Linked DNA regions of Mus musculus: regions 1, 2, 3 and 4 are each linked to region 5. Evidence: chromatin loops called from intact Hi-C (ENCODE). Cell type or tissue: left cerebral cortex. All regions are shown on one strand. Links, peaks and the distances in the headings refer to the core of each region. The heading gives the core; the rest is flanking DNA.

Region 1 (6,072 bases), core at 1,368-5,367, 76 kb before region 5:
GCAAGAAGGCCCAGCAGATAGAGGTGCAAGCCTAACTACCTGAGTTTGGTTCCCAGAATCCGCAAGAAGGTAGAAGTAGAGAGCCAACTCCCCATGTTGTCCCCTGACCTTCTCTCTCCCATATATTAATTATTGTTATTATTACATGTTTAATGAAAGAAAAAGGGAAAGATGGATGGGGAGTATAGAAACCTAGCTTAAAGGAAGACCTGTTACACTAGCTACTGAGCAAAATGTTGTTGCTGGGTTTCTAAACATGGAAGTTGGCTTGAACCACATTTTTAACTCTTGTTCACTTCCCAGGTCCAAGAAGCCCATTCAGACTCATCTGCTCTAAAGAGAAATGGAAATGTTTGGGATTCTGGTGTCGTGCACCCTTGACCTGCTCTGTCACTAAATCATGGGCTTTACAGTCCTCCACAGGCTGCTGAGGACTCTCAGTTCATATGTAAACAGGAAGAGATAGCATCTATCTGGAAGACGTGACCAAAGAGGACAGTTGAAAATGGCAAAGCTCTACCAGAAGAGATAGCGTGGTTTCTTTCCACACTGTTGTGTGGTGTTTGGAGCACCTCCTGAGAATCTATGGTGTCCACTGAGGTGGGCCTTCTTGCCATTGCTGCTCTGGGTCCCAGCACTTCTTTTTTTTCTACTTCTGAATAGTCAGGACTGCTATACCCCAGCATCCAGTCAAGGTGGATACATAAGCTGGGCCAATGTGCCACAATTAGAAAGCACAGAACTCTAAGTCAAGTCCTAAATCATGTTAGCTCATCTCTTTGCCCAGATCCCCTTCAGCCTCAGTTTCCTCAGCCATGAAAGAATGTGACAATTGTTATAACTTCCTTGAAAGGCTACTGAGAAGCCTGAGATTGAGTGAGTGCATTTTATAAGCTGTAAAGCGCTGTGCAAATGTTAGCTATTGATATTTCTCACTCTAGTGGATCACAGAGCTTGCCAGCAAAAGTAAATTACCAAAAAAAGGAGGAAAAAAAATCTTCCCACACATAATTATCTCAGCGTTAAACACTAGAGAGAACTCAGGCAGGTGTGTGGGGTGTAAGGTCGTCCCTCTCGGTGACTCTCAGGTTTAGTCATACCTGCTAAAATAAATGCAGCAACCACTTTGACTGATGGTTTCTACCTTCTGGGTGACCTTGAACAAGGCCACCTCCCTCCATCCCTCCCTCCTTCCCTCCCTCTTCCATTTTCTAGTGTGGAAAATATGGGTGAGGGAGCTGAGCCAGGTGATCCCCAAGGTCTGATGATGTAAGTAAGATTCTCTGGGTGGAGTCTCACAGGCAAACAAAACCTGATGTCAGCAGACTGTGCAAGGAAATACAGGCAAGGGCGGGGCCTGGAGAGCAAACACTGAACAGGTGGTTCTGGCGAGCAAGAGAAAAAGCACAGGCAACAAGGGGTTTGGGTCCAAGTTCATTCTGACTTTAAGGGAGTCAGAGATGGTCCCCCTGCCAAATCTCTGTTTATTGGGACCTAATGATAACTATAATTAGATACTGACTTCATGCCAGAAATTGCCCATGTCCTATCTCATTTCATCCGCCACAAGGGAAATGTTAGATTTTCCTTTTTTGCCGATAAAGCAGTTGAGAATCAGAGAAGTCACACCGGCTAATGTTAGCTCTTAGAACTAAAATGAAGCAGATCTGGCTGGCTGCAAAGCCCATGAGATTCTGCATTAGGCTATACTGACAGGCCCCTAAGAAAGGTGCCATCCATCAGCAGCTTGGCAAATGAATGAGCTTATTGGAAACCATAGCTGAAATAACATGCCTTCCTGGAGTCTTATTGTAAGCTTCTCTGACACCTCTTATTACCCAGAGTCTTGCAGACATATCAGGTTTCATGTAGCAAGAATCCCCATGAAAACCCCCCTTCCATGAAACCAGCTAGATTCAAGCAAAAAAATCTAACTAAAGAAACACTCCTCCCCTTTCCTCTCCCTCCCCTCCCCCTCCCCTATCCTTTCCCTCCCCCTTCTCCTCCTTCTAGCATACCCCATTCTTATTTTCACTGAGGGAAGACCACAGCTCCCCAAAGAGCAGCTCTGGCCTCTTGCAAGATGCTGGTGTGTTGGCTGTTGCCATGGTGATAGAGGAGCATCTCTGTCATGCACACATGAGCAGCACAGAGTGTGTTTCCTCTGCCTGGGAAATTCAGAGGATTTATCAGCAGTTGCTTCCAGCAGCATCTTCACACTACTTCAAGGATGAGTGAACATGCAGCCCTTCTACTTAGAATTCACCCCACACCAGAAGCAAGACTAAGCTTTCCTCACAGGGTCTGTGTCTAAAGCAACCCCCTCCCTCTACTGCTGAGACAGTTCCCGGTTTAATGGAGGAGGTACCTTCCAGGTGATAGGGAAAGGAGCTGTTGGGTTTACAGAGTAAACAGAAGGTCCTTGGTTTCCTAAGCTTTCTTGGCTAATACCAGTTATGTGCTAATTAGAGCTTCCGAGTCAGACCCATGTGGGTTTGTCACTTGCCTCAGTCACTTATTAGCAAGTAGTATAATACCACTTCTTTATTAAAACTCTTTATCTATAGAGTTAATTAATATTTGCAAAGCTTTTTTTTTAATTAAACGAGATTTCACATAAATAGTATCCAATATCAAGTCTGGCATATGGCAGGAACATATTCATGATAGAAATTATTTTAAAGAAAGTCTAGAGGTGTGGCACACACAGCAGAGTGCATGACTCATGGGTGTAAAGCCACGGGTTAAATGCCCACTGCTGTATAAACCAGGCAGCAAATGTCTATAACCCCAGGACTCAGAAGATAAAGCCAGAGAGTCAAAAGTTCAAGGTCATCTTTCATGACACAGTGAGTTCAAGGACTGCCTAGAATACATGAGACCCTGTCTCAAAAACAAAAAAACTTAGAAATTATTCTAAAGGAAGTAACTTAATGACACATATGTTCTAACTTTGAGACAGTCGATTTTTGAAGCCTTGGATCATCACTTGATGGACAAATAGCTATGTAGTATTTTCTTTTAAGTTTAAAAAAAATAAGAAGAAGAAGGAGAGATTGGAGCAACCTGAGATTCTGTAGATATTTTCATTTGAAAACATGGTTACAACATCTCTGATGGCAACCTAAGGGTTTGAACTAAAAGGAAAAGAAAAAGGTCCTGTGTTTGGTTATATCACATGTCAAGCTAATGCCACCTTCACTAACCACCATCTGTGTGCTAAGCAAGATGACAGACAGTGCTATGTGTTTGCTAGTCATTTAATCCAGGCAAGAACAGTTTTAAGGTAGGCATCATTTTTCAAATGAGCAGTATAAGTATATAAGTAATCTGCTAGTACGTTGCAAAATAAAAACAAACAACAGTGTATCTGTACAATGAAAAGAAATTTCCCTCCAGTGTCAATCCATGGCAGCACATTATGTGAGTACCTACATGGCTGTCCTCAAAGAAAGGCTCCTTAGCACCAAGGCCAGCTTGGAGCAGATGGCCCCATTCTTTTATTGAAAAACATCCAGCTTCAGGGATCTGAGACAACAGTCATATTCCAAGCTCTCACACTTGACTGCTGTCTTTGTGAGTAGGATTCTGCCCAACAAGCCTGTCTGCACTTTCTTTTCCTTCTTTCTTTACCCTGTGCCTTATCTGCCAGCAAGCATGACATGACAGAGGATTCAAGACATCTGATCAGCTTATCTGCTCCTCATTCCTGATCAGGAATAAGTCCATATTCCTATTTACTGGTTTTTCTCTTCTCCCTGCACTGCTGGTGTCAAAAGCATGTCTTTTTCTCATCTCCAAAATAGCATCTGGTCCATTTGAAGCAGGCTAGCAATAGGCTGTCTGCCAGCACCCTCATTTCTTGGCGGAGAGAAGGCATTCCCCATCCAATTATCTAAAAGTCTCCTCGCCTGATGATTCAGCCAACCTCTCCATCATGAGCCAGACCTGGGTAGCCTAAAGTCACCTTGAACAGATCAATAGTGATGAGTGTTTTGTATATGAACTTGAATTCTTATTTCAGTTCTACTAGGTAGGAGTCTCATTCTCATTTAAGCAGATGAGGAAATGGAGGCTCACAAGAGATTTTCCCCAAGGTCACACTGCCTGTCACAAAGAAGATGAGATTTAAACTTAAATTTCAAATTGACAAACTTTTTTAAAAAAATCATTTATTATCCTGTGTCTATGATGTAGGGGGTAGCATGAGTCAGTTTTCTCCTTCCACCTTTACATTTTGTTCTAGGAATCAAATTCAGGTCATCAAACTTTCATGGGCACGCACTTTACCCTCTAAACCATCTCACTGGCCCTAAATTCCCAACTTCACAAGGAAGAACTGAACATTCACTGAACCCTTGCTTTTCCTCTAGGCTATAGTGAATGGTTAGAAAGTCCTGTGGATTACAGAATATGGCTGTCCAGAGCAGCTACCCCTGTGTAATCTGTAGTGTGTCTCTAAGCCTTCATCTTGGCTTGGAACATACTTCTTCGTGCCTTGAAGCATGGTGCAGTTGGACAGCCACAGGTTTTGTGGTAAATACAGGTGTTTTGGAATCTTGGTGTGTCGTTTTCATGCTTCTGATCTCAGATAATTTATTCAACCCCTCTGAACTTCTCTCCGTATAATAGGGCTACCTACCTCACAGTGTAGTCCTGAGGATTCAAGCTCAAAGTCCTTTTGTGGTTCCCTGGTGGTTAGTAGGCACTCACTAGTATGTCCAGCCCTAACAACTGCTGTCCACCCACCATCAACTGCTGGGAAGCTCTCTGACTATGCTTCCCTCCCCTATGCCCTGACATTTTTTTAATATCTTTAGTTGAACTCATCATACAGCATTGTTCCAAGTGGGTCATGTTTTCTCCACTCTCCCACCTTCCTTAGTCTAGAATTTTTTTCCAAGGACAAAGATTCTTTTCATCTCTAAGTCTTGAATGCCTAGCCCTTAGCCATGTGGGAGGAAGGAACGGAGGAAAAGAAGGGAAGAGAAAGAAAATGAAACCAAGACTCAAAACTGTTTATGAAACACTGCAGCAAAAACACACCCTAGCTCTGTATCCAGGCAAGCAGGAGAAGCACTTGGTCTTCTCCCAGCCTCCTTTGCAAATGCTTCCCAATTCCCCCATTGACAAGAGCCCACAAGACTGGAATATCAATGACTGCCTGAATAGGAAGTCTCAGAAGAGCCCCGCACCCAGGGAGCAGACAGACAAGTGATGAGTGGCAAGGCACAGCTGCAGAAAGGAAAATTCCGTCTGCTAGCCAATGGGGACAGACCGCAGCCCCAGGCCTGGTAACGGTACGTGTGGTGTGACTGTGCCTGAGCTCCTCCCACCTCCAGCAAGTGTAGCTGCAGCCCCAGCAACAGCTCAGCCTGGCAGGTGATGAAGGCGGCTACAGACTCAGAAGGAAAGCAGGTGGTTGGCTGAGGCAGTACGGAGCTGCAGCTTGGAGACCTGAGAGTTAGACAGAAGTGCCAGGCATGAGGAGGGGAAGATCTTTCCCCTGGCTCCCCAGACAGTGACTGCCCACCACGATACATTTAAAGCCTCTTTTTGTTTGTTTATTTGTTTGTTTGGTTGGTTGGTTGGTTAGTTGGTTGGTTTGGCTTGGCTTGGTTTTTTTTATGACATGGTTTCTCTGTGTGGTCCTAGATGTCCTGGAACCCACTCTGTAGACTATGCGGATCTTGAACGCCAAGATTTACCTGTTTCTGCCTCCCTAGTGCTGGGCTTACACGTCCTCCCACTTAAGGGTTGTTTGTTTGTTTGTTTGTTTTTTGTCCATTTTAATCGCATCCTCCACAGAGGCTAAAGCCACTTGCTAGCAATGCATTCATGATTTTCCTTTCGGCCTTCCTAGCTCACCCTCCAGCTCCCTGTCTGTCACACACACACCCTTTGTGGATACTGTTTCCCTGCCACTTAAGATGCCCCCTAGGCATTGTGACTGGGCCAGTTTCCCTAAAGCAGATCACAAGACTGGGATTTGAGTGCAGGTAATCTATTAAATGTGCCATCCAAAGAGGCCCCAGTTGAGGTCTGAGAAGGTGTGAGCATGAGCACCTTTGG
Region 2 (6,072 bases), core at 746-4,745, 190 kb before region 5:
AGGATGCTTCTTTAAACCACTTATCTAATGACTCAAGGCAGAATTCATTGAAGAAATGGGGTTTCAGGCTCTATTTGAATAATATGTTTTCTCTCTCTTTCTTAGACTTTAAATGCTTTAGTTTAACCCAGGTCCATCAATCTCCAAGGTACCCAGAATACACCTGGAGCAATCAGGGATGGTGGCATTCTTGCTTTCTCTGAATGGTGTTTTCACTGGCAGAACTATTTCTTCTGAAAAGCCATGGCTGGCCTGGACAGTCTGGGGTACAGCAGAGTCATTACTCAGAGTCATTCCAGTGCAGAGCACAGCTCTCTCTAGCCCGCCTCACATCAAGAGCACCGACACTAAGAAGTTTAGGAAATGTGAGCCAGTGTTATATCAGAGGGGCATTCCACTCACTGTCATTAAATGTGTCCACGTCCACTGACAAGCTGAGAACAACATGTAAAATGTCATTTGTGTGGCAGCTGCTTAGTGAGACTACAGGAAGAACTTGGTATGTGGCCAACAAGCCCTGTTGTTCCCATGCAAGGCCAAAGGCAATGTGCTGGGACTGTGAATGGGTGAGAATGTGACCCCTCACCAGATCCCAGGTCTCATGAGGGAGGGATATCTTTGTTCCTCCCTTCTCTAGCCTCTGCCACAGTTTAGGAAAAGAAGCACTGGATCATTTTGTTTGGGAGGTCTCAATATCAGGGAACTATAATAATCATATTGGCAAAGTAATGGCATATATAGGATTAATTACATTGTGTAGACAAATGAGATGGTTTGTCACAGGGTTACATCATTAAATCACTCAGTTAAAGCTGATTCCAGCAGCATCACCCTGTGTAGCTATGAGAGAACCAAATTATGACAGGAAGTGGGGATGGGGTGGGTTAGAGCATATTTCAGGAGGAAGGTCACGTAACTGAGGAGAAATGGGCAGATCCCAGAAAAATATTTGATAGATACCTCATTGTGTTTTCTGAGATAGGCAGCACTCAAGTCACACCACTCTTTTAGCCCGTCTTTGCAGAACAGTAGGATTCCAGATGTCACAGGCCACACACAGGCAAAAGCTGCAAGTGAGCTCAGGAAGCTCTCAGACCTTGTCCACACCTCTTCCTCCTACACTGGAAGCTCTCAGACCTTGTCCACACCTCTTCCTCCTACACTGGAAGCTCTCAGACCTTGTCCACACCTCTTCCTCCTACACTGGAAGCTCTCAGACCTTGTCCACACCTCTTCCTCCTACACTGGAAGGTCTCTCTGGCAGCCAGAGAACAGGAAAGCTGCCCATTTGAGTGTAAAAAGACAGCAACGTCAAGAACAGAATCAGTGGGCCTGAGTGATTATAGAACACCCCTCCAGCTCCCAGAGTGAAGAGGTGTAAGGCTCTGAAACGTCACAATAAGCCTGGTGAACATTGGCAATCTAGTGTGTGTGAAATTTGATTTTTGAAAAACAAGAAGATGAAGAGGATACGATTAGAGGCGAGCATTTCCTTCCGTGAGGCCAGCCTGGGGCAGCAGAGCTAGCGAGGGAGTACCCAGGCATCCCGGTCCCTCATGCCTCATTCTGTCAATACTTTCTCAGCCTAATCATTTCCACAGCCCTCCAAGGTTTCTAGACTGACTGTGGAGGAGGGAATCAAGCCAGCTCTTCTTCACGTTGTGTGACAGGCAGTGCAACTTACAGAAATCTTGGCTCTGTAAGTTTGGCAAGTGACTTGATCCTTCCTGGGTCTTATTTCTCTGTACAAAGTGAAAATAATAATACCTCCCTGGTAAGCTTATCATGAAGATTAAATGAAATTACGTAGAATATCTTCAGAAGGTGGCACCATACAGAAAGAGGTTTTATGCTCCTCGCTTTCTTTTTCTCTCCCATGGTGGGTTAGGACTTGACTACCTCAAAGGAAACTTCCAGCTCACATTTACTGTCTGATTCATGCAAGTAGGTTGTTAAAACATAGGTAGAACTATCTCTAACATGAGTTGAATTTCTCTACTGGTGTTAGGCCTTTCCAATAGTTTACCCATTTTAAGAGGCAGGCAGTGTTACAACTGTAGCTCCTGATCAAGGAAAGACCTATATACATAAAGGGTTTTCATCACAGGATTTCTGCACAGCATGGTAGAAAAGTCAAAGGTCTGCTCTGCAGCAAAATCACACAGTCCATGACATCTGGTAATACGCTACTGTGATGGCCTGCCCCATCCAGACTCCCAGCTGACAAGCCTCTCGGATCTTCTCAGTCCGTGCTACTATTGGAGTGCTGGAGGTACTCTGGGGACATGCTTACCACCCACGGCTTGTCACAGAAGTTGTAAATAGACTCCAGAGAGTTGATGCTGGGGAGGCCTGCGTACTGCATGCCAATGACCAGGTGGCGGAAGTCTTCATTCTCTGCCATGCCAAATGCATGCTGTCGGATGAGCACAAAGTCTGGTCTGAAGGACCTGGTAAGAATACAGAGTCAAGTTTCCATTAACTAGCACCTCAAGTAACACATTTTCAAAGCCGAAGACAGAGAAGAGATGTCAGTGACCACCTAGTCCATGACCCATTAGTATTCCTTTCTGCATGTACCCATCCAGAACTATCACTACACTTTCCAAAGACCTGAGGACTATGCGTCTGAATCTCTCCCATTCCTTTAGACTAAATGCTATCTTTTCCTAGCATACAAATATGTGAAGGAGGTCCCCACACCTTAAGTGAAAGGGATTTCTCTCTGTCCTCATAGGGTAAGCATGGAAGTCTGAAGTGCCTGTGGTTCCAGAGCTGTGCTCCAATCAGGTCCTGGAAGACCACACTACTACCAGATCTCTGGCCTTAATGTCCTGTTCAATTTCTTAAAGCTGTTCCTTAAAATAGGCAATGCCCTCATCAGGCCCCAGGAGAGCAAGGAGCTAGGCTGGCTGAGGGCAGATGCCAAACTTCCCAATGTTATTCTTCCAAAACGGACGCTAGGGAGGGGTGCAAATATTTTTCGCAGAACTGAGGTTGAGCAACGGGGCTGCAGGAAACACTGAGAGGACGGAATGTTCCCATGCATGGGAAAGCTCTCCTGGTTTCACCTCTAGCCAGCAAAGCTCCTAGCTATAGCTGCTTTAGAAGACTAGGTTGCCTGTCTTCATGCCCTAGTGTCAGAGACCTTCCCAGAGAGGCAGTTTGAGGCAGCATCTGCCCCCAAGGCTCTGCAGCTCAGCATTTGACACCATGTACAATGACCTACCTGGTCCTCTGCCCAGGCTCCCATCCAATCCCCACCTACAGATCCAACCCAACCCAACTCAGAGATTGGCTCTAGTAGTGAGGGTTAAAGCGCTTTCCTCAGTCATTCAGAAACTTATTACCAAGATGGTATAACATCTGCTTAGGGTATTCTGACCTGATATGAGGCCTCAATACCCCTAATCAGGTCTTTCCTGTTGAACACTGAAGCCCAGCTGCATCCCTGACAGCAAATCCCAACCCTTTATTCCAGTTATGAGAATCGTTCGAGTTCCCTGTTGGCACCTGCCCTGGAGTCCTGCTGCTGTTCCTTCTGTCACCACCTGCTTGTGTGTGCATCTCTATGATGCATTACCTGCCTGGGTATGCATCTCCACAACATGTTCAACCCATGTCTCTCTGTTGTGGATCTACCTAAGTTTACCTCAAATCTGAATGGGCAGCTGCTTTACCTGTGTTCTTCTTCAGAATCCAGAATGGGCAGGCCCACTTTTCTACTGTTAGGTCTCAGACATACCCAGTCTGGTCTTTCCTGCCACTGACCCGGATTCTAGACTCCTAGGGGTCCAGGGTCTTGTGACTAAGGTGAGGTAAGAATGTTATTCTCTCCTAAAACTTGGAACTTATTTCTGAAAACCTAAAGTGATATTAAGCTTCTGGACAAACGGAAACCATTTCTCCCATCTGTAATTCTCATCCCCTCCAGAAAGCACCTCTCAGACCAGGGTGCTCATGCCAGCACCTGGTGTGGGGTGCTCAGGACCTGGTCATTTTCTTCCACCTACAATGTCTACTTCAATAGTAGATTTTCCTGTCAGACACATGAGTTGTTGGGAATGAGAAATAAAGACAGGATACAGAGATGAGCATCAAAAGAACAAGCTTTCAGTGCCGGACTTTGCTATCAACTCTGAAGAATCTAAGCAAATCAGCATAAATAGGAAAGTCAAGTGCTTTAAAATATTTTAAAAAGCAACAGGACCTGGTTTTCCAGGGATACCATTTGGAGAGATAAAGGCACAAACCAACCCTGACTTGAGGGTAGGTAACAGCCCTAAGAATCCAGTTACCTCTAAGTGAGTCTGTGAAACTTAAGGTTGCTCTCTACAATGCTAGACTAAGCTGCCTTTTCTAGCACTTCCATGTAACATATAGTGCAACTATCTCAAGTTGACTTGAAACCACCACATCAAGACAGAGGAGACAGCAACCCCAAGAACAGAAAGGCTCTTACCGGACAACCTTTGTGCCATTCCGAAGTACCTGCATGTCCACGGCGTAGGTTCCATCTGCATGGGCCACCAGGTTAAGCTCTGAGAATTCTGCCTGGAGAGTGACAGTACACAGTGAGTCTCAGTCCTGCACACAGCAGCAGCCATAGACCAAGCATCTATTTAGTTTCTCTGTTTTTCATATCCATTAGATTTCACCCACTACTCAAGGAAACCCTTTGAGTCAGGTACTAGAGAGAACCCTCCCCATCTATCAAAGGAGAAAATGGCAGCGTTACATGGCTTTTCTGAACAAACAGAACCTCTCACTGTGTCTTCTGATTCCCAGCTCAGCATCCCCTGCACCTCTCTGCAGAGACAGAATGTGACCAGGACAAGCATCTTCTTTCTTAGTCTCTGCTTGAAGTCCTGGGTTCTGGGTTAGGCTGCTGGGTTTCTGTCTCCCCTGTTCCTGACAGCATGTCAAACCCAGCATTGCCTTGCCTGGGTTTCTGGTTCTTCAGTCTACAACATATGGGTAGGTTTGTTTGTTTGTTTTTGTTTGTTGTTTTTTTTAATCAATCCAGACTATCTAACAAGTTGTTTTAAGAATGGAATACAGTCTGGGCATGGTGGTGTACTCCTTTAATCCTTGCTTTCTGGAATCAGAAGGTAGGCTGATCTTTGCAAGTCTAAATCAAGTTCCAAAACAGCCAGGGCCACTTAGAGAGATAATGTTGCAAAAATAAACAAATAACAGTAGTAATAGTATCCTATTATTCTGTAAATTCTAACACAGAGAGAAGGAAAAACTTGTTATTACTTAGAAAATATGTTATTTAAGCAGGCCATCTCCTCCCCACAAAGAACCTAATTTTCTATTACATGGAGCAAGAGGCAGAGGAAGGTAAACAAACAAACAAATAAACAAACAAACAGCCTTTCAAGCTCCCTGTAAAAACAATGGATTCCCTCTGAAGTGTACCCCTAGGGTCAAAGTAGGCAGACAATGAACCTAAAACATGTGTTCACTCAGAATCACACTGTCACCAACAGCATGGGGATAAGGTCAGTAGGCTAGGAAGACACTCCCCTTAGCTTCCTCATCTTGGAACCCTGCACTGCAAGAGACACTATTGAGAACCACACTGTTTGCCTCTGAACTGTTAAGTCAAGGAAATAAATGAAAAGCCCTATGCCAGGAGATGCACATTTGAGAACCCAGTGGGGGACTCTGGACAGTAAGAGATGGCTCACTCTGGGATGGTGGAGATCATGTGAGGCTTCATGTTGATTACCTGTTCCACCTTGATGTCATAATCTCCAAGGATTTTTTTGCCCCGAAAGCATTTGGCCCTAAAGAAAAGGAGAAGGGCACATGAATTAGTTTTGTGCAAGTGTGTGAACTCAGACATACAATCTCCTCAATAAGAGGACTACAGCAGATGGACCCCAGACTGAGAGTGGGGGGACTTGGGTTCAGGCTCTTGGTTTGCTACTGATTGCCATAATGCCCCAAGCAAGCCACTTCCTTTAAGCACCAATTTACCCACCTGCAAAATAATCCACAGTACCCTTTCACTTTCAACCTGTCATTTTATGATCTAATCTCCTGTATGACACAGCACACATA
Region 3 (6,072 bases), core at 1,084-5,083, 180 kb before region 5:
CACCAACAATGGAGGAGTGTTCCTCTTTCTCCACATCCACGCCAGCATCTGCTGTCACCTGAATTTTTGATCTTAGCCATTCTGACTGGTGTGAGGTGGAATCTCAGGGTTGTTTTGATTTGCATTTCCCTGATGATTAAGGATGCTGAACATTTTTTCAGGTGCTTCGCAGCCATTCGGTATTCCTCAGCTGAGAATTCTTTGTTTAGCTCTGAGCCCCATTTTTTAATGGGGTTATTTGATTTTCTGGAGTTCACCTTCTTGAGTTCTTTATATATATTGGATATTAGTCCTCTATCTGATTTAGGATAGGTAAAGATCCTTTCCCAATCTGTTGGTGGACTTTTTGTCTTATTGACAGTGTCTTTTGCCTTACAGAAGCTTTGCAATTTTATGAGGTCCCATTTGTCGATTCTCGATCTTACAGCACAAGCCATTGCTGTTCTATTCAGGAATTTTCCCCCTGTGCCCACTCCTCCATTGTTGATGGGATTGCAGGCTTGTACAACCACTCTGGAAATCAGTCTGGCGGTTCCTCAGAAAATTGGACATAGTACTGCCGGAGGATCCAGCAATACCTCTCCTGGGCACATATCCAGAAGATGCCCCAACTGGTAAGAAGGACACATGCTCCACTATCTTCATAGCAGCCTTATTTATAATAGCCAGAAGCTGGAAAGAACCCAGATGCCCCTCAACAGAGGAATGGATATAGAAAATGTGGTACATCTACACAATGGAGTACTACTCAGCTATTAAAAAGAATGAATTTATGAAATTCCTAGGCAAATGGATGGACCTGGAGGGCATCATCCTGAGTGAGGTAACACATTCACAAAGGAACTCACACAATATGTACTCACTGATAAGTGGATATTAGCCCCAAACCTAGGATTCCTAAGATATAAGATACAATTTGCTAAACACATGAAACTCAAGAAGAATGAAGACTGAAGTGTGGACACTATGCCCCTCCTTAGAATTAGGAACAAAACACCCATGGAAGGAGTTACAGAGACAAAGTTTTGAGCTGAGATGAAAGGATGGACCATGTAGAGACTGCCATATCCAGGGATCCACCCCATAATCAGCATCCAAACGCTGACACCATTGCATACACTAGCAAGATTTTATCGAAAGGACCCAGATGTAGCTGTCTCTTGTGAGACTATGCCGGGGCCTAGCAAACACAGAAGTGGATGCTCACAGTCAGCTAATGGATGGATCACAGGGCTCCCAATGGAGGAGCTAGAGAAAGTACCCAAGGAGCTAAAGGGATCTGCAACCCTATAGGTGGAACAACATTATGAACTAACCAGTACCCCGGAGCTCTTGACTCTAGCTGCATATGTATCAAAAGATGGCCTAGTCGGCCATCACTGGAAAGAGAGGCCCATTGGACACACAAACGTTATATGCCCCAGTACAGGGGAACGCCAGGGCCAAAAAGGGGGAGTGGGTGGGTAGGGGAGTGGGGGTGGGTGGGTATGGGGGACTTTTGGTATAGCATTGGAAATGTAAATGAGCTAAATACCTAATAAAAAATGGAAAAAAAAAAAAGAAATGGAATCTGATGGAAGTGTTTTGGGAGCTCTGAAACTCTATGGAAATGTGAATTACAGTTAGACAACAGCAGATATTGTTTATATTAATGTAACCAATGTGATTTCCTCATCTTCTGGACTATTACCATATGCGTTGTCTGCTCATGACACTTGGCTCAATGCAGGATCATCTAATACCACCTTTCAAAGGCAGTTGTCTAATAGTTGGATGCCTGCCCCACGGATACACTATCACTTCAGACCATCCCTTGTATAAATCCTGGATTTTCCAGAATCTTTCAGATTTAAAATATTTACTCCGTTCTGTTGTGTGACTGCATGTTCTGAACTTAGGACTGTACAATTATAATCACTATGTCTTAAATGTCCAAATTCTTCATCCATCTCTCAGTTAGAGGGCTCACAATCAGGAACTGCTTGGTCACTGAAGATGGTAGGAGTTCTGGTTTGTGGACAGCTAACATAGAAAACCAGAAGCCATTGTCACAACAAAAAGGACCCAGTCTGTCTCTGAAGGCCTACATGTCTCTCCTCATGTGCCAGTGCCAGACTATCAGGTTCTTTTGCCCATACCCTTGCACACAGGAAAACATGCTTTCAAACTCTATCTATAGGGGCCAAAAAGTAGCCTAATCTAAATCCTCCCCAAATGACTGACATTTGCACAAGAACCAAATTTCAAGCTGAACCGAACTGCTAATGAGGCATGGGTAGGCTCCAGAAGGCTCATAGAAAATCTCCTAGAGCTTTAGAAATAGCCAAGGATTTAATAGATGCCTAGCACTTGTCTAGACATTTATCTCCAACCAAGTGCTTGTTTCTGCTTCTCAGTGACTTGTTCTTTTGAAAAACTGGAAATACAGGATTCCTGTTTACACACACACACACACACACACACAGAGAGAGAGAGAGAGAGAGAGAGAGAGAGAGAGAGAGAGAGAGAGAGAGAGAGAGAGAAGAGGAAAGAAAGGTAAAATCCAGTCTGTGGGCCTGATCTGCTGAGTTTGTGAGTTCCTGCTGCCACCTACTGGAGAGTTGTGCCTTGCAGTTTTAGCTTACTGCTTGGTGACTCCCACAATCGCTATTCCTCCTGACTGTGGGGTGGGCCTTGCGAGCTTGAGGGTGCACTTCTTGCCTGACATGATCATGGTCCTGGGGCTCTATCCCTAGTACAACAAAAGAGTAGCACTAGGATTTTGTTGTTGTTTTAAATATTTCCTTCTTTCTTTAATTTTATTTATTGTAAGGCTGGGGTTGGGGTAGGGGGTCACATGTCCACAGCCTGCATGAGCAGGTCAGCGGTCTGTCATCCAGGTGAGTCAGTTCTGTCCTTCCTCCTTGGATTTTGAGGATCTGACTTTTGTCATCAAGTCTGATGGCAAGCACCTTTACCCACCGAGACATTAATTGTTTCTTCTAAAACACACACATCTGTAGAGAGCTCTCCCTAGAGAAATAACACTTTGCAATACACATACACACACACACACACACACAGATGCAAAAACAGTCATAGGGTGGGGCGTGGTGGCATGTCAGTAAATTCAGCAAGAACTTGCTAAGTAGCCAGAGGTAAGTGCGGGTGGGAGTGGTGGGGTGTTAGCAGTTGTCGGGTAGACAAAAACATCTACAGAAGACCAATATCAATGGGTGACTGCTAAGGTTCCTTACAGGTCTTAAGATTTAAAACTAACAATCACATTTCCACTTTTCAGTCTTCTCTTTACAAATATTTAAAATTTAAAGCACATAATCACAACAACTACATAAAAACAAAAGGTTCATATAACTCAGAAAGCTTTCTCAGACTTCCAGGCACATAAATGAGTTTCCTTTCACGGGTTAATGAGGAAACATAAACAACCATACAAAATGGTGGTGCAGGAAATAAGCAACAGAAGCACAAACAGGCACCATGGAAACTCAAATCAAAGAGCAGTTCCGGTTCCTCCATTAGAGAAGTAGGGATGAGCCTGGATGGGAAACCTCGGGAAGACACAGACTGAAGAACTGTGGAGGCAAAGGCGTGAGGAAGGCTCCAGATACTGCAGGAATGAATACAGCTCACTTTGGCTTAGCAGAGGAATGGACCCTCGTACATCAGGCGGAGTATGTGAAACTTAAGGGCCAGCTAAGATTGTGTGTGTGTGTGTGTGTGTGTGTGTGTGTGTGTGTGTGTGTATGTGTGTGTATGTGAGAGAGAGAGAGAGAGAGAGAGAGAGAGAGAGAGAGAGAGAGAGAGCGCAGCATACACAGCACTGAAAGAAGCCAGAAAGGAAGTTGAATGCTCAGCAGATGTGGCAGTTGTGAACAGCCTGATGTGGGTGCTGGGAACTGAAGTTCCACCCTCTGCAAGAGTAACAAGTACTCTTAACTACTGAGCCATTTCTCCAACCCCCAATTAAATATAAATATTATATGTATTGTATTATACTATATTATATATATTTATTCTTACTGCAGAAAATGTTAGCCTCAAAACTCACCACTGTTTTGTCAGGTCAGGCCTTCACATAGTTGTTCCTGGGACTATGGCTTAAGGTTGTTGGCTTATTGCTTGTTGGTAGACAGTGGCTGAGATAGCTCAGGCTGGCCTTGAACTCTTGATCTTCCTGCCTCTACTGAGTGCCAAGATATGACATTGGCACTGAAAACCAGGACTTAATGAAAGAAAGGGACACAGAACTCCACTGCAAATGTCCTGGAACAGAGACCACAAGTGAACCATAAGATAGTCAGGCTGGGCCTTATGTCAGTGAAGAGATTATTAACTCAAATTTGGATTTGGATAGAATGAATTTCTTTCAGTATATGGGAAAGTGCCTGTTGTGGGCATTTGATTTAGGAATAAGAAATTAAGAACAGGAAGACACTGGCATAGGCCTGAGTAAATGCAATGTTTGGGGGTTGGTTTTGTATCATTCATTCTGTGAGTCATTGGATCAAACACAGCAAGGATGGCACTGTTTAGATAGAGCAAGTGGACTGACAGCTTAGTCAACATTCATATAAATGATTTGGAAGAGAGTGCACGGGGAAACTGCCAAGTTTGCAGATGGCATTCAGTGTTCTCAGGGATTAAAATGCCAAGCTGATTAGGGGTAAACTGAACGAAGATGTGCACGTGGGCAGAAAAGTGGCAGAGGAGTTTTAATGTGACTAAGTGTAAGAAAACACATTTGGGGGGGGGGAGTCTCAGAATATTATTAACCACTGTTCAACCACAACCTGGTAAAGTAGCCCTAATGGCAGAAAATTATTCCCTCAAGATAATTCTGAGATGTCCTAGCAATAACAAAAAGACTGAGAGAAAAATGAAAAACTAATGCTATCAACAGCGAGCGTATTGGGAAGTCAGTACAGAAGGCTTCTCACTGCCCCACTCTGTCTTCTCAAGCTGTGGGATTTAGTGATACAGTGTACTATGCCTTGTATTCTATACCATCAACACTACGCAGGTAGATATAAAGAGAAAACCAGAATCCAATGCAATAGCTATGGTTTTAGGAAACTACAGTAGTAATCCTTCTTCAAACTGAAGGCCTGAGGATGGAGGGAGGAGAAAGACTGGATGGCTACACGTCACCCACCCTAACCTAAATTCATCCCCACGATATTTAGAGCCTCCTACAGCAAAGCCACCCAGATGTTACTGATTATATGGGGGAAATGAGTCTGAAATGAATTAACTGGCTTGCTTAAAATTATTAGTTGTGGGTGTCACAAGTTAACAAAATCAAAGGCTCTTTTGACGATCATGTTTAGAGCCGGGGCATCTCTGTCTGACAGGCTGTGTGCTACACATTTTTGTATATCCATTGCCTGTTCTACTGCTTGGCATAAAGCAAACACTCAGGAAATGTTTACAAAGTTATTGAATTGGCTTCAGATAAACACATGGATATTAATACCAGAGAGGGCAACCCGGCTCAACCTGACAGAGCTCTGAGCTTAAAAGCAACTGAGGATCTGCACTTAGTCCTTTTTTCCTGAGTTTATTCAATTCCTTCAAGTGATCTTCAGGAGGGTGTCAAGCCTGAGCTAGCAGATGAGACCCCTTAAGGAAAACATCAACTCCAAAGCTCTGAAAATAATGAATTTCCTAGTAAGCACTCAGTTGTGACTTCAGTTGGGAACAAATCAGTTTTCCTGAGCAGATTTTTCTGAAGATATCTATTTTGGGGAATAGTTAAATGATGCGGCCTTACAAGATAACAAGATTATCAAAATTAGGGGAAAAACCTCTCTGTGACTCGGGAGAGCACGTGATGGGAAGATTGGATGCATTTGCTTGTAATTATAGTGGAGCCACAGAACAGAATGCTTTGGAGTCATGGGACAGATTCTCTTTCCATGACTGGCTTACACAATTAAGCCAGTAATTTTCAAAAGATAGGGATGCATTTAATGTAAGATAAACAGGGCCCCTGACATTGAGAAACTCCAGGTTTGCCTCCCATGGAGGGTTACAAACCACACCAACAGTCACTGCCACTGTAGGCCACAT
Region 4 (6,072 bases), core at 740-4,739, 86 kb before region 5:
AAATCTCAACTCTCTCATTTCTAAATAAACAAATTCTCTGAGTCTCCCCATACTTGTAGGAACACTTATCTACCTATCTGTGGGTATCTAAGTAGCAATTAGAACCAAGAAAATAGCTTCAGTGGGGTAGAGGACCGGGACAAAGCTCACAAGAATCAGATTCTAGCCCAGAAAAATGAAATGTTAATGTTAGTCTTGTACCTATTTCCTAGCTGTTCTTTATGATTCTTTTTTAAAATATTCACCAATAACTCTTAATGTCACTAATTTCTGAAATAGTCTTAATAACTCTAGATTCCTTTGTTAACTGTCTCAGGTATCTTTGTGTCACCCTAATTAGTGTGAGTTTTCCAAAAGGCCCCCAGCATTGTCTAACCCCTAAAAGGAAGTGTATTATTACTGTGTATCACAGTAACATTCTAACAGTGAGACAATACAGAAGGATGGCAGCAATGAAACCAAGCAGTTTAACCTAAAGTTAAGATGCCACTGGACCATTTGTTAGCTGAATGGCTGTAAGCTCACCACTTACCTTTTCTAAGTCCCTGTTTTCTGAAGACCCAATAGAATACCACATTAGGAGTCCCTCCTTACCAGAGAATCTGACATACAATGGATGCTTGCATAGAGCTTGCCTCCCTTCCCTTCCCTTCCTCCTGAGCAAACACTTGTTGATTTGAACTGCCAGTGATTCTTCCAGGAGACTGCCAGTGGCACTACTGTCGTACTTTCCCACATTACCTTCCTGTTATTCCCCATTACCTTTCCCAGTTCCTGATAAAGGTCTTTTCTACTCTACTATCTTGAAAAATAAGGGCCAACCACACAACCCACCCAGAGGAAATGATTCCAGCATGGTAACAGCAGGAAGCCCTACAGCTCCAGGTAACATGTCACTTCCACCAGTTCATCCCAGCACCCCCTCTCTCCCTCTCTCCCTCTCTCTCTCTCTCTCTCTTTCTCTCTCCTCTCTCTTTCTCTCTCCCTCCCTCCCTCCCTCCCTCCAAGTCTCTCAGTGAAGGAATGGCAGAGAAAGCACAACAGGAAAGCAGCTACAAGAGAAATAAACAGCTCTGGGGTCCCTGTGTCTTCCTCTTGGGAAGAATTCTCAGGTGCAGGCACCAATCAACCTCATCCCCTTAGGAAAAGGAAAACAAAAATTGCTCCCTCACATTCCAAAGGAAAAAACACCTAAGGCTCTGGCCTTTTCATGGTTCCATACCCACCAGTCAGCCCACCATCCACCATCGCTTAAGTCAGCGTCCTACTGCATCAAAGGAACCACTCTGAAGCTCTTAATTAGTCTTCAGTGGACCTCATTCATGTGTTTCTCAACTAAACCTAACACCTTCCCCAATCATCCCCATTCCCTATAGCTCTTTTTAAAAGAAGAAAAAGAAAAGAAAGAAAGAAAAGAAAAGCATTCTTGAAGTTTCCCCTTTACTGCATTAAGGCCAATCATTTTATTTGTGCCCTTTAACAATATGTAATGTTTTTACTTAGGTCTTCATCATCCAGCTGAAAAAGCCACCATCGTTTACACACAAACACAGGAGCACGCATGCTCGCATGCACGCACGCACGCGCACACACACACACACACACACACACACACACACACGCACACACACACACGGAGGGAGGGAAGGAGGGAGGGAGGGAGGGAGGGAGGGAGGGAGAGAAGGGAAGAGAGAGAACAAAATTTTTAAAACATATATCCCCTCCCTGTTGCATATATATAATAATCTCATTATTTTTAAACAGATGTCAATCACACTCTGAGACACCTGTGATCTAACCCACCTTGATATCAATACAGGTACAGGTTTAAAACAAAACAAACAAACAATAACAACAACAAAAACACCTATCCAACTTAAATACTAATATCCACTCCCAACTCATTCCAAACCTTGCAGACTAGAATCTTTTTTGGTGTCCTTTATTTTGATGGCCATCTGGGTCCATTTTCACCTTAGCTTGTATGCGTCTAAACTGTTAAGCCTGCCCCCCCCCCACCATAAGTATTTGTGTTTTGTTTTTGTTTTTTATTAGTTCTTTGAGGATGTTGTACAACCTGTTTTGATCATCTTCACCCTCCCTCCCCCAGCTCTTTCCAGATCCATCCCTCCTTCTCTTCCTTCCCAACTTTGTGGTGTCCCCACCACCACTGTCACAGCCAATATGTGCTGCCCAAATATTCTTGGCTGTGTGGCCTTCCTTTAGAGCGTGGTCGACTTATCACTATTTTTAAGCTCCATTGGTGCTTAATGAAGTAGCTTGCTCTGCCACCGGCCTGGAGGCCACCGAGTCCTTTACCTTAGGACCCATGTCTCTGGGAGGTCAACGCCTGCCCTCGCCCCTCCCACACACAGACACCTGCTCGTCCCCGGTGCTCTCCCGGGTGACCTCGAGGGTCCATCTTCACACCCTGCCCCCGGCGGACCCCGCAGGGGCCTACCAGTCGGTGTGCGGCTCGTCGACCACCAGCAGCACCTTGGCCTTCCTGGAAGCGGCCGAAGGTGCGGGCGCGTCCACCAGGCCGGCGGAGGCGGCCGTCTGCTTCACCGCTTGCGACAGCGAGCTGAAGAAGCTGCTGCCCACCGACGGCGTCGGCGCGGGCTGCGGCGCCGGCTGCGGCGCGGGTGCCTGGGCGGGTGGCGGCCTGCGCTCGGGACCGGGCGAGGCAGCTGAGGTGGCCGCCGACGCCGTAGCGGCACCGGGGCCAGGGGCAGGAGGGGGCTGCTGCGGCTCCGGGCGCTGAAGGTCAGTCATGTAGCCATTGGGCAGGTTGGCGATGAAGCTGCTGTCCGACAGCCGGCGCCTCAGGAAGTTCATCATCTGGCTTGAGGGGCTGAGGGCGCTCGAGGCGGCGGGCCAAGCGGCGCGGGGAGGACGGCGCGGGGACACCGAAGGTGGTCCGCGTCTCCGGGAGCCCAGCAGACAGCCGCGGCGCTCTGGGTCTGGGGAGCGAGCCTGTTAGCGAGGGAGCAGTGGGCGGTGCCGAGGGCGTGACTACTTCTGTCTCCGCCCCTCTCCGCAGAGCCTGCTCCGCCCCCGCCTACTCGCGCGTCCCCCGCCTTTTCAGGCTCTGGCGCAAAGAGAAGGGAGAGTGTCCCCTCCCGCCACCTGAGCGTGACTGTGTGGGAACCAGGAGCTCTCGCAGTGTGGAGGGAAGGAAAGCCGAGAGTCTCCCACCATCATCACCTTCGTGGTTTCAAGAGGAGAGTCGTGTCCCAGTTCCAGACGAAGACACCATCCTAATACCATCTAGTTAGAAGAGAGGTGTCAGCTTCCCTACCCTGAGGTGAGAGAAAAGAGCTACACCTGCCCCTCCACCCGCTCTGGCGTGTGTGTGCGCGCGCACACACACCCAGGACCACCATTCAGTGAGCAAAGCGAAGCATTTCCTTTCCTGAAGCTCAGGAAAATGATGCCAAAGTCCCCAACTTTCAGATGAGAAGGAATGGACTAATCTGTTGCTGCTAATGCGCACCTTGTATGCTGAGACCTGAATGAATGAATGGATGGATGGATGGATGAATGAATGAATGAATGAATGAATGAATAAAAGCTGCCTACCCGTGCTGAATGGGAAAAACCTCTCCCTGACCCAAAAGGTGGGAGTCCAGACCACAATGAAGTAGAGGGCTACCTCACCCTCCTTGAGGAAGAAGGAACCTAAGCAGACCCTCTCCACACTGCCCTGGAGGACATTAGGAGGCAATTTCTGTGCCCCACTTAATAGTGCACAATTCTCTCCCTGACCAGAGAGAGAGAGAGCACGCGCGCGCGCAAGAGAGCCCGAGAAGACTGAAAATGTCTTTTCAGGATCCCTCAGACAGATAGCCAAGGCTACCCCCTCAATTTGCTTCCCTGACATACATTGTTCCCCAGTGTTGTAGGGCGACCTAGTCCCCTAACTGACCATCTCCATGAAGGTTTATCTGACTACCAACTTCTCTGTGCACTCTCTAAATTTTGTGTGCTCTTTGAACCTTTGTTTTGATCTGTCTTCAGGTATATTAGTCCCCTACATTTGTATCTGGACAAAATGTAGCAGATGTACTTGACAGGCAGACCACCTGGAGTGATGCACGACTTTGGGCAAATTACTCCCTTGAACCTTTTTCTTCCACAGCTAATAAAAACAGATAGCACTTTTCAAAGCTGCTGGAGTAAATGAGAACATGTAGGTAAAGCGTCTGGTACGCAGTAGATAAGCCAGTAGTGGGGCCTAAGTCCTTATTCTTATTTCTCAGTAGTATTAGCTAGTCTGAATGGAATCAGTGAGGGTCTTGACACTAATGTTAGCAGGGTGTTCCTGTTTTGTATATCCCAGTTGGTTCTCAGGTCTAAGCCAATAGCATCAGAGAGGCCTGCAGCCAATTGTGAAAATAACCAATAAAATTAGAAAGCAACCCTTGTCTCAGGTAAACTCACAACTAAGAGCTAAGGACTCATAACTAGAGACAACAATTACCCACAATGAGATGTGAGAAATTCTGTAAATCAGTTGGATAAGGTGGTTTAGGAGCAACAAAGGCACAGGATTCATTCACCGCTGAGGCTCAGGAAAGGCTGCTCAGAGGAAGTAATGTTTAAGATGGGTCTTGAGACGTGTGGTAAAAGTTAACAGAACTGGTGAGAAGGCTCTGTAGTTTGGAACACTTGTTACTCCTCCAGAAGAGCCAAGTTTGGTTCCCAACACCCAGGTCAAGTGACCTATGATGACCTGTAACCACAGCTCCAGGGAATATGGCACCCTCATCTGGCCTGCAAGGGCACCCACACACACATGTCAGAACACTTACACAGATACACTATCTTAGTTACTGTTCTGTTGCTGTGAAGAGACACCATGACCAAGACAACTTATCAAAGAAAGCGTCTGATTGGGGGCTTGCTTAGTTTCAGAGGATTAGTCCATTATCATCATGGCTGAAATCATGGCTAGTGGCAGGCAGGTGGACATGGAACTGAGAGAGACAGAGACAGAGACTGGGCTAGCATGGACTTTTGAAACCTCAAAGTCCACTCCCAGTGTCACCTCCTCCAACAAGGCCTTTTAGTCCTTTTCAAACAGTTCCACTAACTGGGGCCTGAGCTTTCAAACATATGGGCCAATGAGAGCCATTCTCATTCAAACTACTACTACTACTACTACTACTACTACTACTACTACTACTACTACTACACCACACACACACACACAAGTAGAAAAAAAAAATCTTTTTTTTTTTTTGAGTATGTACCCATAGAGAAGTAAAGGAAGCATTCAGGCAGAGAAACGGATGCTTGTGAACTCATGGCTCTTCCAGAATGGGCTGTTTCGTGTGCTGACTTTGTCAGATCTCCTGCAGACATTATAATAAAGTATTCTAGTGACTAGGATGTGAGCTTTTCAAATATAGAACTGAATCTTAGTCATCTTTGGACCCCCAACATCCAGTGTATTACCTTCCATATAGTAAGGATTTAACTGTTTTAGAATTGAACTGTATCCTTACATAATTTAGTTCTTTCCTACTGAAGAATAAAACTTATATCACCGATAACCAAATAAACATAATTTATCACACTTTCCTTCCTGAAATTCTTAAAAGTATTTTTTTTTTAAGAAAAATCAAAGAAATCTTTTCCAATGTTTCTCTATTGGCAGGATTTCAGAGGCTCTTTATGTCTTAGGGTTACTATTACTATGATGAAACACCACAACCAAACAACTTGGGGTGGAAAAGGGTTTATTCAGCTTAGGCATCTACATCACAATTCACCATCAAGGGAAGTAAGGATAGGAACTCAAGCAGGAACCTGGAGGCAGCAAATGATGGCAAAGAAAGCTGCTTACTGGCTTGCTCTTCATAGCTTGCTCAGCCTTTCTTACAGAACATAGGACCACAAGTCTAGGGATAGCACCACCCACAATGGGCTGGGCCCTCCCCCATCAATCACTAATTAAGAAAATGCCTTACAGCCAGATCTTATAGAGGCATTTTCTCAATTGAAGTTCCCCTCTTTAGACAACTCTAGTTTGTGTGAAGCTGACATACAGCTAGCCAGCACAGTGTA
Region 5 (6,072 bases), core at 887-4,886:
TCTTGCCTTTCAAAAGGCTTCCCAGAACAATAAAGAACATTGGTTTCTTCCCTGTGGACTGGGATTATATGACTTCAGGGTGGACTCACAAGTTATTAGTTACAATATTTTTGGAGAAGGAGGGGATGAAATTTGTGGTGCTTACATAAGCTGCTGTAAGAGACAGGCAGACTGTGAGCCTGTGGGAACAGTGAGGAGGTGGTTAAGAGCCAGTCACAGTGCAGCAGTTGGAGCTGGGGCCACTGCAGCCACTGCTTGAGAAGGAGGGAAGGGCATCACACCTGAACAGACAGAGTACCTGAATCCCAAAAATGTCATCACAGCGGCATTCTGATGGCGGCATCAGGGGTTCTATCACAACCAGGAGAGATGGGGAAACAGCTCCTCCCACACAGAGCTGTTCCCAGGACTGCTGATTTCCTAAGTCATCGGCTCTCAGTAGGCTTGTTAACGCACAGAGAGCTGGGCCACCAGAGATGCTGTTTAATAGGCTGGAGGAAACCAGAGAGCATACATCGAACAACCCCCCAGGCAAGGCCTCTGGTGTTGCTGCCTTGAGGACCACATGCTGAGAATACTGCCATCCTGTACTAGTGCAGACCGGGTATGGTCTGTCTGGCTCTGCTCCTGTCTGCCCATCTTCATGTCCACTCATCTACCTCTAACCCCTTTCCCAGGTCCTCACTACCCTCCCTGCCCCCCAAATAAACCCCCTTATGCCAGATCTGTTGTATGGTGTGATTTCTTAGTGGACGCCTAGGCATGGGTCTGCCAGGTACCCCCTTGCTGCATTATATTCCATAACAGAGTTCCAGAACCTCCTGCTTCCCACTGGTCAGACCCCAGCCTCACTGCGATACAGTCTCCCTGGGTGCCCAAGAAGGAAGCCACGTGACCACCAGTGTTCTCCCCACCACATCAGCTCACAGCACTCCCACTGTTCCCTGCTCCTTCTCCTGTTTCTTTCCCTAGGAGAGGGATGGTGACCCAGCCTCAGTTCTACCCAGCCAAGGTCCCTCAGACTAAGATGAACACCTTACCATCAATGCCACCAGGAACCCAGGTTCAAGCCAATCAGTGCCTAGACTTCTCAGCTTTTCTCATTGGTCCAGGGATGGTCATGTGGCTGAATCCCGCCATAGATAATGCAGGAAGGAGTAACCTAGTTACTTGGATGAGGAAGCTTTTGCTTCAGTTGCCACTGGCAATCATCTCTGGTCAACTTGGAGTGTGGCTGGACCTAGAGAAGAGTGGAAAAATGGAACCAAAGCCCTGCTGTCTACTTGAAGTCTAGCTGACCGCTGAATTTATTTTAAGCTTTCAGAGTCCAAATCTGTCATAGGTATCAGGAACTGAGTGGCCATGTCAGTGACTTCTCAAAGCATCAGGGAGAGAACAGAGATCATTTGTTTCCCTGCTCCATGCCTTCCTTACTTCCTGCAGTCTTCTATGGAAGAAGTGATGTCGCCTTCAATAAAGATGGCCAGAGTTGTTGTGGGGCCAGGCTCTTGTACTACCTACAACACTTATGAGAACTGTCAATGCAGAATTCTATATGCAGCAAAACAAAACAAAAATTTTAAATCCCCAGAAATGAAGGCGTTGAGACAGTCTCAGAACAGAACTCATGGCCAGCAGGTCTGGTCTAAAGGAAGTTCTTTGAGCATCTTCTTCCAATAGTAAAAGAAGACAACGACGGAAAGGAATTTAGGATTTAAATAGAAGAGAAACCACAATAAACATATGTGGGAGAGGGAAAAATGTAACAGAATAACAATATTTATTCATAACAAGAATTTTCAGTATCTCAACTTAATAACAAAATAATAATAATAACAATAATAATAATAATAATAATAATAATAATAAACGGAGGTAGCCTGTAGCCTGTCCTTGAAATCACTCAAATGATGAGGGACAGCAGAACAAAAAAAAGGGATGTCCACTTTCCCCATTCCCACTGATGCGGAGGTCAGTGGACACATTGAAACAAGAAAATAAAGGGCTAGAGATGGTTCAGCAGTTAAGAGCACTGCCTGTTTGTTCTTCCTGAGGTATTGAGTTCAATTCCCAACAACCACATGGTGGCTCAGAACCATCTGTAATGGGATCCGGCGCCCTCATCTGATGTGTCCGAAGACAGCAACAGTTTATTCATATACATAAAATAAATAAATCTTAAAAAAGAAAATAAATAAAGATGTTGAATGAAAGAAATTATATTGCTCATAGGTGCAGACAACATGGGTTTCTATGAAGAAACTGAAAGGAATCTCCAAGAACTTATGGAAGTAATAAATAAGTTCAACAGGGTTATAGGTTCTAAGACAAGTATACAAAAATAAAAAAAAATTAAATTGGAGTAAAAAGTCAAAAATGTGTGCTACTTACTAGAGCTCAAAAATCTCTCGGGTATTAATTGAACATACCACGTGTAGAATCTATTAGCTGACGAATACAAATGAGAAGTCCTGCGTCATCTCCAGCAGGTAGAAAGCTGGGGTGCCACAGCTTCCATTCGTACAAGAAAAGGTTAGGCAGCTTGAAAAACACTGCTTTCCCTGAACTGAGGCAAAGAGCTCCTGCTCCCTGAGATCAGGACACACAAACAAATCCAGAGACGCGCACACAAGAGCTACTTCCCTGAAATAGAAGATTCTGGAATCGGGGGACTGTTACCATCATGCTAAACAGTAACTTTGATAAACTGCTGAAGAGCTTGGACTCACACGTGAGTGAGGGACCCCGGGGGACACAGTCTCAGAGTCGGTTAGTTCCGTGAAACTCACCAGACATAGTTGTGAGCCTAAAACATTCTTGTCCTGGTTTGAGAAGAGGAAAAGGGAATCAACCACCGTGGAAGAGATCAGAACATCTTCTGCTTTGAAGTACCACACCCCAGGGTCTTTCAGAGTCCAGGTCCACCTGCAAAAAGGGCATTTCCCTGACTCTGGCGCCCCCTAGCTTTCCTGCATCAAGCCTTGTCCTAGGGTCTAAGAGGCTGGGATTTGACCATTTAATCCCCTCCCTGTATTTCCTGGCTTGCCAGCAGTGCCCAAGGGCAGTAAACAGATGATAGTCACAAAGGCCGGAAAGACAGACTCAGTCTGACAGGGAATAGCTGGGAATGACCAAAGACAGAGAAAGGACTTTAGAGGCATGAGAAGCTGCAGTACAAGCCACCTTAGCAAACATTTAAAAGCCTACCCGTCCAGGTCAGCATGGAAACCACACGCTAAAGAACTACATACTTAGCACATGGAAGACATACTTAGCACATGGAAGACATACTTGGCACATGGAAGACATACGCAGGTGGATCTCTGTGAGTTCAAGGCCAGTCTGGTCTACACAGTGAGTTCAAGCAGCTAAGGCTATGTGGTGATACTCCACCTTATGAAAGAAAGAAAGAAAGAAAGGAAAGAAAGAAAGAAAGAAAGAAAGAAAGAAAGAAAGAAAGAAAGAAAGAAAGAAAGGAAAGAAAGAAAGAAAGAAAGAAAGAAAGAAAGAAAGAAAGAAAGAGGAAAAGAGGGAAAGGGAAAGGAAGGAAGGAAGGAAAGGAAGGAAGGAAGGAAGGAAGGAAGGAAGGAAGGAAGGAAGGAAGGAAGGAAGGAAAAGACATACTTCAGCTTCCATTTTCTGATACTCTTGTGCCACTTTCAGCAAAATATTACAAGGTTTGCTAAAAAGCAAGAGGAAGTATCAGTCTATGGGCTGGGGGCAGGCATGGCTCTGTGAGTGAAGCATCACTGCCTGAGCAAAGACCTCAATTTAAATCCCCCAAACCCAGGAGAAGCTAAGGTCTGGTGGTGTGCCCATATTCCCAGGGCTCCTGTGGTGAGATGGGGCGTAGAGAGAGGGGAATCCCTGGAAGTTTTGCCAGCTATTTGGTGTATGCAGTGACCAAGAAGAGAGCCTGGCTTAAACAAAGTCAAAGGCACACACATAGATACCTGAGCTGTATTCCTATGCCGTGGCATATTCACTCTCTCTCTCTCTCTCTCTCTCTCTCTCTCTCTCTCTCTCTCTCTCTCTCTCTCTCTCTCTCTCTGACACACACACACACACACACACGAGTGAGTGAGCAAAAGGGGGGTGGGATAGAAAGAAGGGAGGGAGGGAGGGGGAGAGAGAGAGAGGATACAGACTCCGAGATATCTCAGATGTGGCACAGATGGTGGAATTGCCACATAAGAAACTTAAACTGCTTATCATTCATGTGCCAAGGGATTTAGCAGCTTCATGCAGGAAGTGGATCATATAAGTGCAGTGGTAGAAATTCTGAGAATCAAAAGATAGTCTGAGAAAAATATTTAATGCAGCAAGCAAACAAAGGAAAAAAGGAGATGCTTCTGATGGGGCATTGTGGATGTGACTAAGAAAAGTCTCCAGCCTGAACACAAGTCAATAGAAATACCCAAGACTAAAGTGCAAGGAGGAAATGGAAGTGGAGGGAATAGAATGGGGGTGGGGGTGGGGAGGAAAAGAGACAGAGCACAAGGGGAGGACCTGGAAGATCTGTGTACTCACTGGGGAGGACCTGGAGCATCCGTGCACTCACAAGCATGTCCTCCTCCATCTTGATGTGTTCATTGACCCAGACACTCATCAGATACACTCTATCAGAGGCTTTTTTAAAAAATGTATTTATTTTTAATTTTATGTGCATTGGTGTTTTGTCTGCATAAATGTATATCCGTGTGAGGGTATTTGATCCCCTGGAGCTGGAGTTACAGTTGTGAGTTGCCGTATGGGTACCGGGAATTGAACACAGGTCAGGAACAGGCAGTGCTCTTAACCACTGACTCATCTCTCCTGCCTCCTCTGTGAGAGTTTTAATAGTACTTGCTCTCCAGCCTCTATGTCGCCTTTGTAGATCTAGCCCAGATGATGGGGCTGAGAGTTCCAACCCTCAATCATCTGGTCTTTCCTGTGACCAGCCCAATTCAGAGTCTATCCAATGAGTCTCCTCAGCTGTGGTGAACAAGAGGCTCTTCTGTTTTATTTTGGTGTGTGTGTGTGTGTGTGTGTGTCTGTGTGTCTGTGTGTGTGTGTTATGTATGCCTGGTTTCAGTGTGCAGTGCATATGTGTATGTGTAGATATACATATATGTACATATATATGGAAGCCTGAAGTTGACATCAGGTGTCTACCTTGGATCACTCTTTGTTTTTTATGGAAGCAGAGTCTCTCACCGAAGCCAGAGCTCCCTGATTCTGGATAGTTTAGCTAGTGATCATAAAGGGCTCTTTCTGAAAGATGCTTAAATCTCTCAGAAAATTCCAAAAATAGTGAAAGATGCTTAACTCTCTCAGAAAATTCCAAAGATTTTAGGAATGCTGTGCTAGAAATCAAAGATAAAGGGTAAATTGACTTACCCTACAGGGTGCATTGGTTGTAGGATATCTTCTCTATTCCTCTGACCATGAAGAGGCCCTAGTGATGTCCAAAGCAGTAAGATGCCAATTGAAAGACTCACAAACACAGTCTACAAAATTAGTGGGATTTTACATATGAGTATTGATGAAAAAGGACAAGAGGCATTGTTTTGGATGGGGCTCCCAAATAGGCCAAAGCTAAAAATGAAGTTACTTGTGCTAAAGACACCCATCACCAATTGTTTACTGACCTAAGAAGACAGAAAAGAAAGATAACAACCAACTCCCCAAACATGGCAGCTCCAACTGCCGTAACAAAATCCCCTCTGCCTTACCTGCCACACAGAAATGGGACCTGAAGTTACCTAGTGTTACCCCATCAATTACCTGCCTATTGTTCTCTCTCCCTGTCCCTGCCAGACCCAGAACTGGTTTTGAAATGACCAGTGTACATTAGTTAGTTCTTATGTCTGCTTTGTTCACGTCCTTCTCTGTCTGTAAAGTTTACCCCAATTGGTTCAGGGACACAGTGACCCTGTGTTATAGAATGAAGTATTACCCAATGCTAGGATGAAACAATAAAGCTGATTAAGAACTTTACAACAGCCTCATGTTATTTTGTTCTCTAAGGACAGTAATTAATGCATCTGGAAGCTGCCCAGTTTCTCTCACAGCCACAGACTGCTCAGGGCC

The links. Hi-C counts contacts between places; a loop is a spot of excess contacts. Peaks named below come from ENCODE experiments on the same cell type or tissue, not always from the same donor. Only the 100,000 strongest peaks of a DNase experiment are listed, where the experiment ranks them.
Region 1: a loop joins it to region 5, with 2.7 times the contacts of the local background. A loop is called at or near these places in 3 of 42 quality-filtered maps.
Region 2: it touches region 5 in a loop (2.6-fold over the local background); 4 of 42 quality-filtered maps call a loop at or near these places.
Region 3: it touches region 5 in a loop (4-fold over the local background); 4 of 42 quality-filtered maps call a loop at or near these places.
Region 4: it touches region 5 in a loop (4-fold over the local background); 3 of 42 quality-filtered maps call a loop at or near these places.

The regions. Positions count from the first base shown.
Region 1 is chr6:115,122,658-115,128,729 of GRCm38, reverse strand. It overlaps Gm17733 (predicted gene, 17733), which reads left to right. Exons shown (of 2, transcript NR_132436.1): 2 at 304-1,130. Among named protein-coding and RNA genes, the nearest start is that of Gm17733, 9.1 kb to the left of the region's middle. In left cerebral cortex, for the core only: no CTCF peak of the experiment used is centred there; DNase peaks (open chromatin) are centred at 2,143, 3,559, 3,827, 5,260 and 2 more places; H3K4me3 peaks cover 372 bases; H3K27ac peaks cover 4,000 bases.
Region 2 is chr6:115,235,737-115,241,808 of GRCm38, reverse strand. It overlaps Syn2 (synapsin II), which reads right to left. Exons shown (of 13, transcript NM_001111015.1): 2 at 5,738-5,795; 3 at 4,463-4,554; 4 at 2,294-2,450. Among named protein-coding and RNA genes, the nearest start is that of Timp4, 13 kb to the left of the region's middle. In left cerebral cortex, for the core only: no CTCF peak of the experiment used is centred there; DNase peaks (open chromatin) are centred at 1,324, 1,613 and 2,319; H3K27ac peaks cover 275 bases.
Region 3 is chr6:115,224,246-115,230,317 of GRCm38, reverse strand. All of the region lies in intron 1 of Syn2 (synapsin II), which reads right to left. Among named protein-coding and RNA genes, the nearest start is that of Timp4, 25 kb to the left of the region's middle. In left cerebral cortex, for the core only: a CTCF peak has its summit at 2,616 (motif pointing left); DNase peaks (open chromatin) are centred at 2,599 and 4,597; H3K27ac peaks cover 323 bases.
Region 4 is chr6:115,131,850-115,137,921 of GRCm38, reverse strand. Syn2 (synapsin II) reads right to left here and starts at 3,020. Exons shown (of 13, transcript NM_001111015.1): 1 at 2,462-3,020. The coding sequence starts at 2,841. It overlaps Gm17733 (predicted gene, 17733), which reads left to right and starts at 3,087. Exons shown (of 2, transcript NR_132436.1): 1 at 3,087-3,307. In left cerebral cortex, for the core only: no CTCF peak of the experiment used is centred there; DNase peaks (open chromatin) are centred at 2,355, 2,637 and 3,045; H3K4me3 peaks cover 2,860 bases; H3K27ac peaks cover 1,990 bases.
Region 5 is chr6:115,046,120-115,052,191 of GRCm38, reverse strand. No RefSeq gene overlaps it. Among named protein-coding and RNA genes, the nearest start is that of Tamm41, 11 kb to the right of the region's middle. In left cerebral cortex, for the core only: CTCF peaks have their summits at 2,123 and 2,974; DNase peaks (open chromatin) are centred at 2,973 and 4,187.